Linked DNA regions of Homo sapiens: region 1 is linked to region 2. Evidence: chromatin loops called from intact Hi-C (ENCODE). Cell type or tissue: dorsolateral prefrontal cortex. All regions are shown on one strand. Each heading gives the region's core, and the rest is flanking DNA. Links, peaks and the distances in the headings are about the cores only. Region 1 has its middle 64 kb from the start of LINC02060. Region 2 overlaps TMEM161B-DT (TMEM161B divergent transcript).

Region 1 (5,387 bases), core at 147-5,146, 110 kb before region 2:
TTCTGCGTGTTTATTAAGTCCTAGATGACAAAACTGGGGCCCAGAAACAGTAAGTGACCTAACCAATGCCATGTAGCCAGTTGGTGATCTAATCAAGACCTCAATTAAAGCTCAAGTTCCCCAGCCTGACAACATTGCTTATAATGTTAATGTTAACATTTCTAGTGTTATGTATAAAAAAGTTTAATAACAATAAATATACAAGTTAAAAGTACAATAAAACTTTTTTGGGGGTATAGGAAAAGCACAATAAAACTTTTTGGTGGGTACAGAAAAAAATGTATTACAATTTGGATTGAAATCGTAACTTCTCTTTATATTCCTGAAAATTATATAGAACTCCATTTTGGGGAGAGGATTGAAGTTTGTGATTAATTCCAATATTTATACAGAAAAATTTTTTAAAACCCAGAGAATTTAGCAATGGGTTTACCATTTTATATTATGATGCCTCCAGGGCTGGGTGTAGAGTGGCTAGGGAGGGCTGGGTGAGGAGAGATCTTAAAGAAGTAACAGATGTAAAGACCCAATAATAAACTAATACACCTGTGCAATAAGCATTCTATATTCTCTCATGTATTACTCAGATATAACAGTTCTAATTTAATCAACAGAAGATATCATGTCCCATCCTTGCTGCTCTCTAGAAGTATTTAATATCTCAATCACTGAAAGTCAGTATTGAAAGGCTTTAGTCTCTATCTATTATCTATCTATCTATCTATCTATCATCTATCTATCTATCTATCTATCTATCATCTATCTATCTATCTATATCTATCTATCTATCCAATTTTTTCCCCTTGGGAACAACAATAGGTATAAAATCCTAGGATAGGGGAAAATTTTGGAAGTAGTGATAGTTTTTATTTTTTAACTTTTAAAAAATATTTTTATTGTTATATCATAGTTGTACACATTTTGGAAGTTCATGTGATATTTTAATACATGTGTACAATGTATGATGATCAAATCAGGGTAACTAGGATATCCATCACCTCCGACAAGAGTAATTACTAAATTATAGGGTAAACGGCTAAAAACAATGCACTTAGCCTTAAGCATCAACATCTAACTATTCATTGTTTTTTTGTTTTTGTTTTTGTTTTTTTTCTCTTTTGGCCTTCACACAAACTGAGAAAGCCACAGCCCATGTAGAATGGAAATATAGTATTTTAAACCTTTTTTCTTCTGAATACAAAACCCACCTCTTCGCTGGGAAATTGCATTCCCATCCCAATCAGTCTTAGTGAAAACCACTGATTCAGGGTAATTTCCCAGGACATAGTGGGTGTTGTGGGAGTGACAGCCCACATAGAGGGAAAAACTGACTTAAGGAGGGCCTAGGAGGGTCCTCCCTCAGGATATCCTATACAAGCTTGTGGGGCAGAGGGCCATGCCTTCCTGTGTGGTGAAGCTATGGAAGGGTTGATGGTGGTTTACATCCATGTCTTCCAGAGTATGGGAAAAGACTGTCTGCAGTAGGAGTGAATAAACCTAAGTTGTAGAGAGATGCAGGGGAACGGGCCCGCTGAGAGGGAAGCCTGGTACTTCCAATGGGTGGCTCCAGCTATCCCTGAAGCCCTGGTGCTCCGGGGGGTAGCTAACTTTTGGATTACTCTAAACTTCATTTTGATGAGCAACCAAAGAGACTGGGGAATAAGGATTGGTGAAGTGCTCTATTTCTAGAGGCTTGTATTCCAAGATGTGTGTGAGAGTTTTGTCTGCTGGGGGGCCAGGCTAGTACCTGAGAAGTCTGGTCTGAGCTTGCATCTCTGTGGCCTGTGGAGACTTAACATGGAAAGGGATCATCCTGGTAGTTTATCCTTACACAAAATGGATTGGCCTGGGAGTGAAAACTAATTGTACTTGTAAAGTTTCAATTGTCTTTTCTTAAATAAAGGGGGGGTGGGGGCACGGTGCAAAAATTGGGGAAAACCGTGAAAGGGAAAAGCATTTTGAAAAATTTTTAAATGCCCCTTATTATTTTGTAGTTGCAGGATTTTGGTTTAATTTGAATCAGTTAACTCTCAGAGGACATCTGTAGCATTTAGAAAAGGATGGCTAATTTGCAGCAGATACGAGCTTTTGTGCAAAGGCAGAAAGATGTACTGTAACATATGATGCAGATCACTTTAGAGTAATTGAACCATGGCTTTTGCATGCTTTCGATCTTAAGCTTATCTCTATCTGAAGCCTGTAGAAAGTCTTTTTCCATTTACATAACAGGGCAAGAGATTATTACTACTAAAATTAGATCCACGAATTGCTATGCATAGTGCTTTGTAGCATAATCAAATTATGATAAAATAGCCTTTATTTCTTTATAGCTATATAATATAGTTAGGTTCTTTCACAATTTGTTTAGAAGTAAATGGGTGGCAGTACTATCTTATTATATTAAAACATTGCTGATTTTTGGCCAAATTGACAACCTTGCTTGATTGTTTTTTAGAGATGCTTATTTGAAGAATGGGGAGGAGCCTGACAAAGGCTAATATGTTTTCCTTTCTTGCCACTCCTCCCCCCAGCCTTTTTTTTTTAAATGTGAGCCACTGCTCGTAAGTTCTTCCTGCACATCCTTATCACTTACTGTGATAATACGATCCTGAGAAAATGGTTCCTGTTCATTTGATGTGACCAGATAAAGTCAAAAGCCTTATGCCCTGGAGAATCCTTAACTGTTTTCTCCCAGATTCTGAACAGGGCAAATCACAAAAACCTTGTCATCAGTTAAATTATTCTTGTAAAGATGTAAACATGGTAGGGGAGGGAAAACAAACTCAGAGAATCAAGGAAAAAAATGTGGCAGTGGGGGAAGAGAAGAAAATGGAAATTAAGACTTGCAATGGAGGAAAAAACAGCAGAAAGGAGAGAACAGAAAAAATACGACAAGGATATGGCTATGAGGGAAATGAAGGCTAGAGAGAGGGCAAAATATAAAACCAAGGGAAGCTTAAAACATGGTAAGAGCAGATTCCATCCCGTTTAAAGGCTCTGAAAGTTTCTTGATGGCTCTATTGAGCAGAACCCCCCACCCCCATCCCATTCTATATTATTGTTAATGCTAAAGGTAGCTGTAGCTGCAGAGGTGGCATTTCTTCTAATTTAATTTTCAGTTACTGAACTCAGTTACTGACTCTTTAGAGCCGGAGGGAGGATGAGCCTTTGTTAAAGCTGCAGCCGTTAACTTTCACTTTTCTTTTCAACCTCATTAGATTTCCTGAGGTTTAGTTCTAGACTTAAAGCACTGCACTGTGGCTAAACTATGTAAAATAACATTTTTGGTGAAAAGCAACACCTGCAAAAATGTCACACAAATTTCAACTTTAGTTGTACCCAGTGATGTCACCAAATGAAGTGCTAGTGCAGACGACACAAGTAATAGGGTATTAAATTTGTCACGGGCTTCATGGAAGCCACAGCCTGTGACTCCTTCATGGCATCCTGCAGTGCAATGATGAACCAGAAAAACTCCTTGTCTGGTGGCACCTTTATATTTGTGTTCAATGAGTAGCACACCCATGCAGACATAAGCCTCATTGAAGCAGGATTTAGAAGAGGCTGCTTCCCTGGTTTAGTCCACACAGGGCATCAAAATTCTGATTTAATTGGTATGGGTAACCTGTTTCCCATGTGTAGGGAGATTCTTGAACTCAGAATATTACAAAAATGACATTTTCTTGATTTCTTGAGAATGACTAAAGGCTGGAATGAGAACTACAGATGATTGACTCTGAACAATCAGGTACAATGATCTACAAAGTTTATACAATGCATGTGGTGATCAGTCTCTGCTGTCATGTCTTTCGGAGAAACATCTCTATGCTGGCCCAATCTGTGGATCCTGGGGTGGTGACCTCGTCCCAAATGGTCAGGGACAACCAGGGAGGCTTTACTGCCTCAGGACTCACTTTGCTGCTCAGAGAGTCTCTGTGCCTCTGGTCTCTATGACAAGCTGTTTTCTCTCCTCTGTTGTTGCATTCTGTTCTTTATGTGACATAGAAAGACATTTTAAAGCCACCTAAGTGGGACAAGTCCCTCCTGTGAAGGGTGGAAATCTAATTGGATCCACCGTCTCTTTGGTGCCTTGGCAGTGCCTATGCAACACCTTTAAATCTCCTGTAAGCAACGGTAACTTGGACGTACTGTGTAACCACTTCTTGTCCAATATCATGTACGTTTGCTTTTCTTGACATACTAGCTGTGTAAAAGTCACTCTAAAGGATACATAATGATATAGGAATTACTAAAGAAAAAGTTGGCTGGGTGGGTGGCTAAAATATTTTATATTTTATTATTCTCCATTAAAAAGGTAGTGAAATAAAATCAGATTTATTTGATAGAAATATGTACCAGATTTCATTTGGGCTTGTTCTAGAGGAGTATTTTCCACAAGATTTTTATTATTTTTTTTAAATTTTTTTAAATTTTAAGTACAATAGGAAATATATTTAAATCATGACCCATTTATTACAATGTACACAATTCTTACTAAGAAACCATGCGATGTGTTCTGATTGTTTCTATTCTATTTGTTTCATTTAAAAATGCTTGTCACATCCTACTACATTTCCTTCATTACCCGTGAATGGGGAGTGACACACAGTTTGTAAACTACTTTTCTATAATTTTGAGCACAATACGCACAAAGGATAAAAAAATTTCAGGCAGTAGAAATTAAGTAGTAGACACATGAGTCTAAATTCTAAACACGCAGTAGGTGTTTTGTTCTTGTTATTTTAAATATTGGATTTAATTGCAGATTATTTTTTGAAGATTTTGGTGGTAACTAAGCCCTTGTTACCCTGAATTCATTACAATGTTTCAAACCAGTTTTTAAGCACAGCATTAAGGCTCTTTGTGGCTACTATCTTATATAATCTTTAATATAACACTATGAGATAAAAGGCTTATTGGATGAAGAAACTGAGGCTAAGACTGAAGGCAATTTGCTCCAGGTTGAGATACAATTAGTAAGTAGTCAAGCCAATGTTCTCCCAAGTGCTGTGACTTTTCTGCCCACTGCCAGGCCCTTAGCTAGAGAGGGGCCAATCAGAATCACCCAAGAAGCTATTTCCACCCACACAGTCTCTCTTCCTATCCCTCCAAACTCCATCACACTTGGCTGCTGCTTAGACTAACGGAAAAGGAAAAAGTGGTTGGTTTTTCTTCAGCACTGTAAATAGACTTGATCTCTACACCTCCCCAGCGTGACATTTTTATATTATAGTATAACTTGGTTATAATATAATTTGATTTATATAATTTACCTCTAATGACTCACAACATATCATAAGTAGATTGAAAAGTACACCAATTCTTCATGGAAATTTTTAAAAAATTAAATATAGGCACAATTTGTTACTCTTTCTGAAGACAAAGTG
Region 2 (5,387 bases), core at 89-5,088:
TTGAGAAGATAGAAATGTTTACCTAGTATATTTGTACATTTTTTTTCATATAAAGAAAGAGCCTAGGCACCTTCTACTTTGTCTTATGACCTTTGTTAAGCCACTAATCTGGAAGCTGCATTTTAATTACAAAATATTATAAAGGGAATATAGTAGGAATACACAACCTTTGATTCCTAGCCAAATGAGAGGAAGTTTAATAGCAGTGTATGGTTGCAGGAATGGTTATGCTTGGGATCCATATGCATGTTCAACTCACACATTCAGGCAGTGCAATAAAGCAGGGAAAAAACAGCTGATACACAAAAGGGACCGTCTAGACAGTACCCCATCAGTCTGGCTAAATTTGGTGCTGGCATTCCCAATGGGATTGTAATATAATTGTTCTGGTGTCTGCGTTCATTCTCCCTGTCAAACACCATTCCAAATATACATCCTTCTCCCCCCAACCCTTCTTGTTCCACAAATATGAAGCCCAAACTGTGCCATGTTGGAGAGGGTGTTAGATGGCTCAAGCCAAAGAAAATGTTATAATTTAGCAAAATCACATTGTTTAATTCCTTGGGAAAAAAAAACCCTGTTACATCTTAGCTTCAAATAGAATTAGTTTCAGTCAAATTTTAATAATTTAAATTAAGAACATGGAAAAGATTTCAATGCAAATACAAATAACCTGAAAATATTGAGCACCTTAGATGAAAGCAAATAGGCCTTTTTACTCTTTTATATTTATTAGCCTCTGTCAGAAAATTTAACAGAAATCAGAAATGTGAAAGTGTAATGATCGACATGGATCATAAATTCTAATGAGGAAAAAACCTAATGAAAAAAATGTTAAGCAAAAGCATTGAAAAAATGCAAATTGTGTATTTTTTCTTTCTTGGGCTTAAAGCCATAATTTTTTTACTCTAAGCACCTTCTGAAAGTTGAATTTGTGATATTTATATATGAACAACTTCATATTTTTGGCTTTTAATAAAAGAAACCAGCCATATTTACCCATCAATTTATAATAACAATTAATGTTTTTAAAATATTTTGGTTTAAAACACTGAGAAAATGAAAATCACTACTTACAATATACAATAAACCAAAAAGCACATCATTAACATGAATAATACACAGATTATTGGCAAAAACATTTATAATCTAAAAACTTCCACAACGTTGAAATTAAAACTGTCAGATTCCTTTTTTTTTTTTTAAAGGAAAATGCAGTCTTTAGGATTACCATATAATATAACCACCAGATACATTTATTTTATTTTCTGTTTTAACATGTCACCTCTGGGCATTGTTTAGATATTAAAATTGGGCAGTAAACCTATTTCTTAATCTTTTTTTAATTCCAAAAAAAATTATTTTGGGAAAGAAGCTAGGCTGTTTGTTTTGTCTTGTTTTATTAAGTGTAAATCTATGTTTGTACTTCTGATTTTGGAGGTTTAATAATCCTTTCCTTGATGCTGTAAATAGAAATTGGTCTCCCACCTCCCAGCAGTTTTCAGATTCTAGATTAGGAACCCAAGTGAGTGAAGAAATCTCCCAACCCCCATCAGGGACTACTCTAACTAGAGAAAAATCAAAGAAAATACTTCAGGCACTACATCCTGCCTTTATCCAACTTCAGGAGGCTGAGAGACAGACACACTAACCAAAACGGGGCACAAGCGAGAAATGGCTGTTCCAGAAAGAAGCAACACACAGAGCCTCAACTCGCACAAAGACAGAGCACCAATTACACAGAAAACCACCACCAAAGGAACCCAGAAACACTCAGACATGCTTTAGAGATGCCTTAAAATGCTCACGTGGAAAAGAAAGAGAAAATAAGTTTAAGAGATTGTATCCTTTTATTTTTAATTTTTAAAAATGTAATTAGTGACTTCATACTTTTTCCTTCTTTGTATAAAATTGCTATTCTGATGTGCACATGGGTACTAGAAACAGTCATTAAAAAGATAATAATATTTGAGCATAGTGCCTGCCTGAAGCTGGGTATTTTGCCTGTGATTGTTTTTTTTTTATTCGGTTTTATTTTACTTTTTTAGAATACACACATGGTATAAAGTGAAAGAAAGGCATACTGTAGGCCTCTGTGAGATGAAACAGCGTAGCAAAATCTGAATTTTATACTTAGTTTTCAAACTATTGAATAATATCCTAGGAGACCTCTTAGGTCTTAACTGGATTAAAATGAATATATTTGTGCTCCGGCTCTTTTCAGCTAACTAATGTGCATGTGAATTGATAGTGTGCGAGGGAGCAGGCGAGAGCAAGTGTATATGACACCGGGAGTTGATGCAGGGGCCAGGCCGAGTGTGACTCTGTGAAGGAGCGTGCAGGACGGTGTGGGCTGCCTGGACAGAGTGAGAAATGAAAATTAACAGGCCTTGGGGTCTGGTGCGTTTTGTCCAGAAACACAAGAGAAGCTTAGTTGGGATGAGGGGGGAGGGGCAGGGTGTTGGTGAAGGGAGGGTGGAGAAGGAGGTGTGGCGTGTGTGTGTGTGTGTGTGTGTGTGTGTGTGTGTGTGACTCTGAGGTTTCAGTTATGGCTGAGCCTTGGGTTTTTGTTTTGGCGGTTCCCAGCATAAATAGGCTGAAGTTTCAGGTTCAGGGTGGAGTGCATGCCAGGGGATGGGATCGTCGTTCTGAGTTTCTCTTTCTGGCCCTTCTCTATGGTTGCTGCTCAGAACATTGCTGCTGTGAAGGAGTAGGGGGAGAAGCAAGGGATGGGGGTCTGTCTGCAGCTGCCCCTCTCACACTTGAATAAAAGAACTTTTTTTTTCAGGGGTAGGGAAGCTGTGAATACCTTTCCCAATAAGAGATGAGGCATATTGAAAACTATATTAAATTACCCTGATTAACAATTTAGCCACGAACAGGGGAGCTTTGGGAGATCTCTATAGGCAGGACTGGGGGCTATTCATGCCAGCAGCTAAGAGGTCGAAAGGTTTCTGAAGTTCACAGGCTCAGAGCCTTTGTTATGCTAACAGACAATCTCAAATCAGCTGCCTAGTGGAGTGTGAAATATAAATGATTCCTTGAGAACTTCCAATAAGTTGTCACTCTTGCTCTCCAAATACCAGGACAGGCTGCTAATTTCTAGCGGGCCCTTTTGCAACATTGCTAGCCCTAAATGAATGCCTTTGTAGTTCAAATAATCTTTTCAAGGGAGCTGTCCTATCATCATAGCCCAAATGCATCTTGGTTTTGACTATTAAATGAAAATCAGGGCTCAACTGTGCTTGACTTTTCCAAGCGCCCGATGTTTGGGAAGGATGGTGGCAGCTCTCATGCACAACAAGTTAGCACCCACCGCAGGAGGGCCAGGGCATTAATAACAGCCCACAGCCCCGAGCTACCCCAACTCTCACCCCCACTCCCTACTGGGAACAAAGCTCCTGGAGAGATTTACGTGACTTCCCTTGGGCTGGACTACCTTCCTCTTTCAACCACACCAACATTTCTTTAATTTATGGACCCTCTATCCAAGAGGATAGCCAGCTGACCTGCTAGCATCTGACTGGTCACTTCGAAGCATCAACTTTGGGGATGGATCTATTCATTCTTCAAGGCAGACAAGGCCAAGGGGAAGAGGGCAAGGTGTGTGTCCAGGCCATGCCCCTAGTATCAGATGCCTGTGGATATTATTTTATCATTTTCCCATAAGAAGGATGTGAACATGGCTTATGATCTTGAGTGTGACCTTTGAGCAGGTCCCGATGGATAGAAAACCAGTCCTGGCTCTCGGAGTCTAAATTGCAAAGCTTTTAAAATAAGGAAAAGCACCCCCATTCTAAACCTCAAACAAGCTGAGGGGAGTGAGAATGAGAATCTATCAGGGAGAGTGTGCTCAAACATTCTTATAGAAAGGACAATGCAATTTATACAAATAAAGAAAACACACAGACAAGAGGACAGAAATCAAAGGAAATTAGAAATCCATCTGCATCAGCCTTCACAAAGGAAAGGATAAAACCTTACAGCTTGGGTCCTGAAAATTTTGATATTTATGACTCCATGACCTCCACTTCCTTGCTGAAATATAAAAAGGTCCATGATATCACAGAAGACTCAGCTTTTTCCAAACAGAGCAGGTTTGATTTTTGAGGCCAGGAATGGGAAGAAATCAAATGGACTACATTTCTTAGTATATAATTAGGGTAAGTTTACATTCATATAAACAATATTTTAAAATACTTCGTTAAGTAACTTTATGAAGCTGGATGATACAGCCATACAGAAAACCCGAGGGCCTTGATTTCCTATCATCTTATTGTTCTTCTAATTAAAATGATTTTAAATAATTACATCAAAAATATTCTGGGGGAGTTAGTTTCTACTGGTATAGAAACTGGTTTAAGTAAACACTTCTTTGTACTCTAGGTATACTAAAACTTATGACTATTAAAACATGAATTAGATATAAGTAAGAATGGTGGCATAACTTTCATCAGTTTTGAAATCATCTAGCTTACATTTTAAAATCTTTTTAAAAAAGCCGGGGTACACAGTACAATTGTAAAGGACTCTGGGATTCAATTCAGAGATTTTGGTCCTTAGATAGGAGCCAGTGTTTAAGAACCAGGTCATCTTTGTCTTTCAAATTCTTATTTGTTTCACTCAGTAAAAGAATCTGCAAATAATATTGCTTAGGAAAATTCGTTCAGATTACTGACATTACAGGAGTAAAAGTTTATGGTTTCTTCTGCCAAATGTCAAAATTAGACAATAATGTATTATTGATCCACTCACACCCTTCTCAGAGGGACTTAGCATCCTTGTTATCCTTATTTTATAGATAGTAAAGTGACTGGCTTTGGATGCACTTCTAATTATACAAAACAGAAGGCAACATTGATAGCTAAAAGTTCGGCGTATGAGAGACAATGTGCCTAAATTTAACTTTTCATCTCTTTTCCATTTTTAAAAATTTAATTAATATTAAATGGTAGAGTATCAACACGTTATTGACACATCCTGGACATTCAAAAGACAAATACATTCCCTGTGCTTTCCAAATACTTATTTTACCACTTCGAAGTGTCCTCTCTCTTTCCGTCTTTAACACATCAAAACAGGGAAGAAAGCGCTTTTGTGTTATAACTACAGAGAAAACATTTGAGAATGTGTCAATGCACTGAATACCAGCACCAGTTTGGGGGTTGGTTTGTTTTTTCCCCCTGCCGTGGTATTTCTTTTCCCTCTGCTTTTGCAGTCTTTAAACTCTGACCACTTTGAGAAAAGCAATGGTTGAAATGAAAAGTTAGAACAAATTGCATCAAACCTGTGTGTTGCCAGAATATGAGCATGATGAAAGCAGGGTTGGGACATTATGGAGCCATAGCTGCTCTCCACACACAGAAAATTAAAATAAAATAAAACGT

Evidence for each region. A loop is a pair of places that touch in the nucleus more often than their neighbours do. Peaks named below come from ENCODE experiments on the same cell type or tissue, not always from the same donor. Only the 100,000 strongest peaks of a DNase experiment are listed, where the experiment ranks them.
Region 1: it touches region 2 in a loop (2.9-fold over the local background); 1 of 110 quality-filtered maps calls a loop at or near these places.

What each region holds. Positions count from the first base shown.
Region 1 is chr5:88,500,372-88,505,758 of GRCh38, reverse strand. No RefSeq gene overlaps it. Among named protein-coding and RNA genes, the nearest start is that of LINC02060, 64 kb to the right of the region's middle. RefSeq lists enhancers at 3,359-3,468, 3,479-3,628. In dorsolateral prefrontal cortex, for the core only: no CTCF peak of the experiment used is centred there; no DNase peak of the experiment used is centred there; H3K4me3 peaks cover 2,212 bases; H3K27ac peaks cover 2,088 bases.
Region 2 is chr5:88,394,758-88,400,144 of GRCh38, reverse strand. The region is part of intron 2 of TMEM161B-DT (TMEM161B divergent transcript); the gene reads right to left. Among named protein-coding and RNA genes, the nearest start is that of LINC02060, 42 kb to the left of the region's middle. RefSeq lists enhancers at 2,554-3,430, 2,697-3,808. In dorsolateral prefrontal cortex, for the core only: no CTCF peak of the experiment used is centred there; DNase peaks (open chromatin) are centred at 2,384 and 3,290; H3K4me3 peaks cover 4,167 bases; H3K27ac peaks cover 5,000 bases.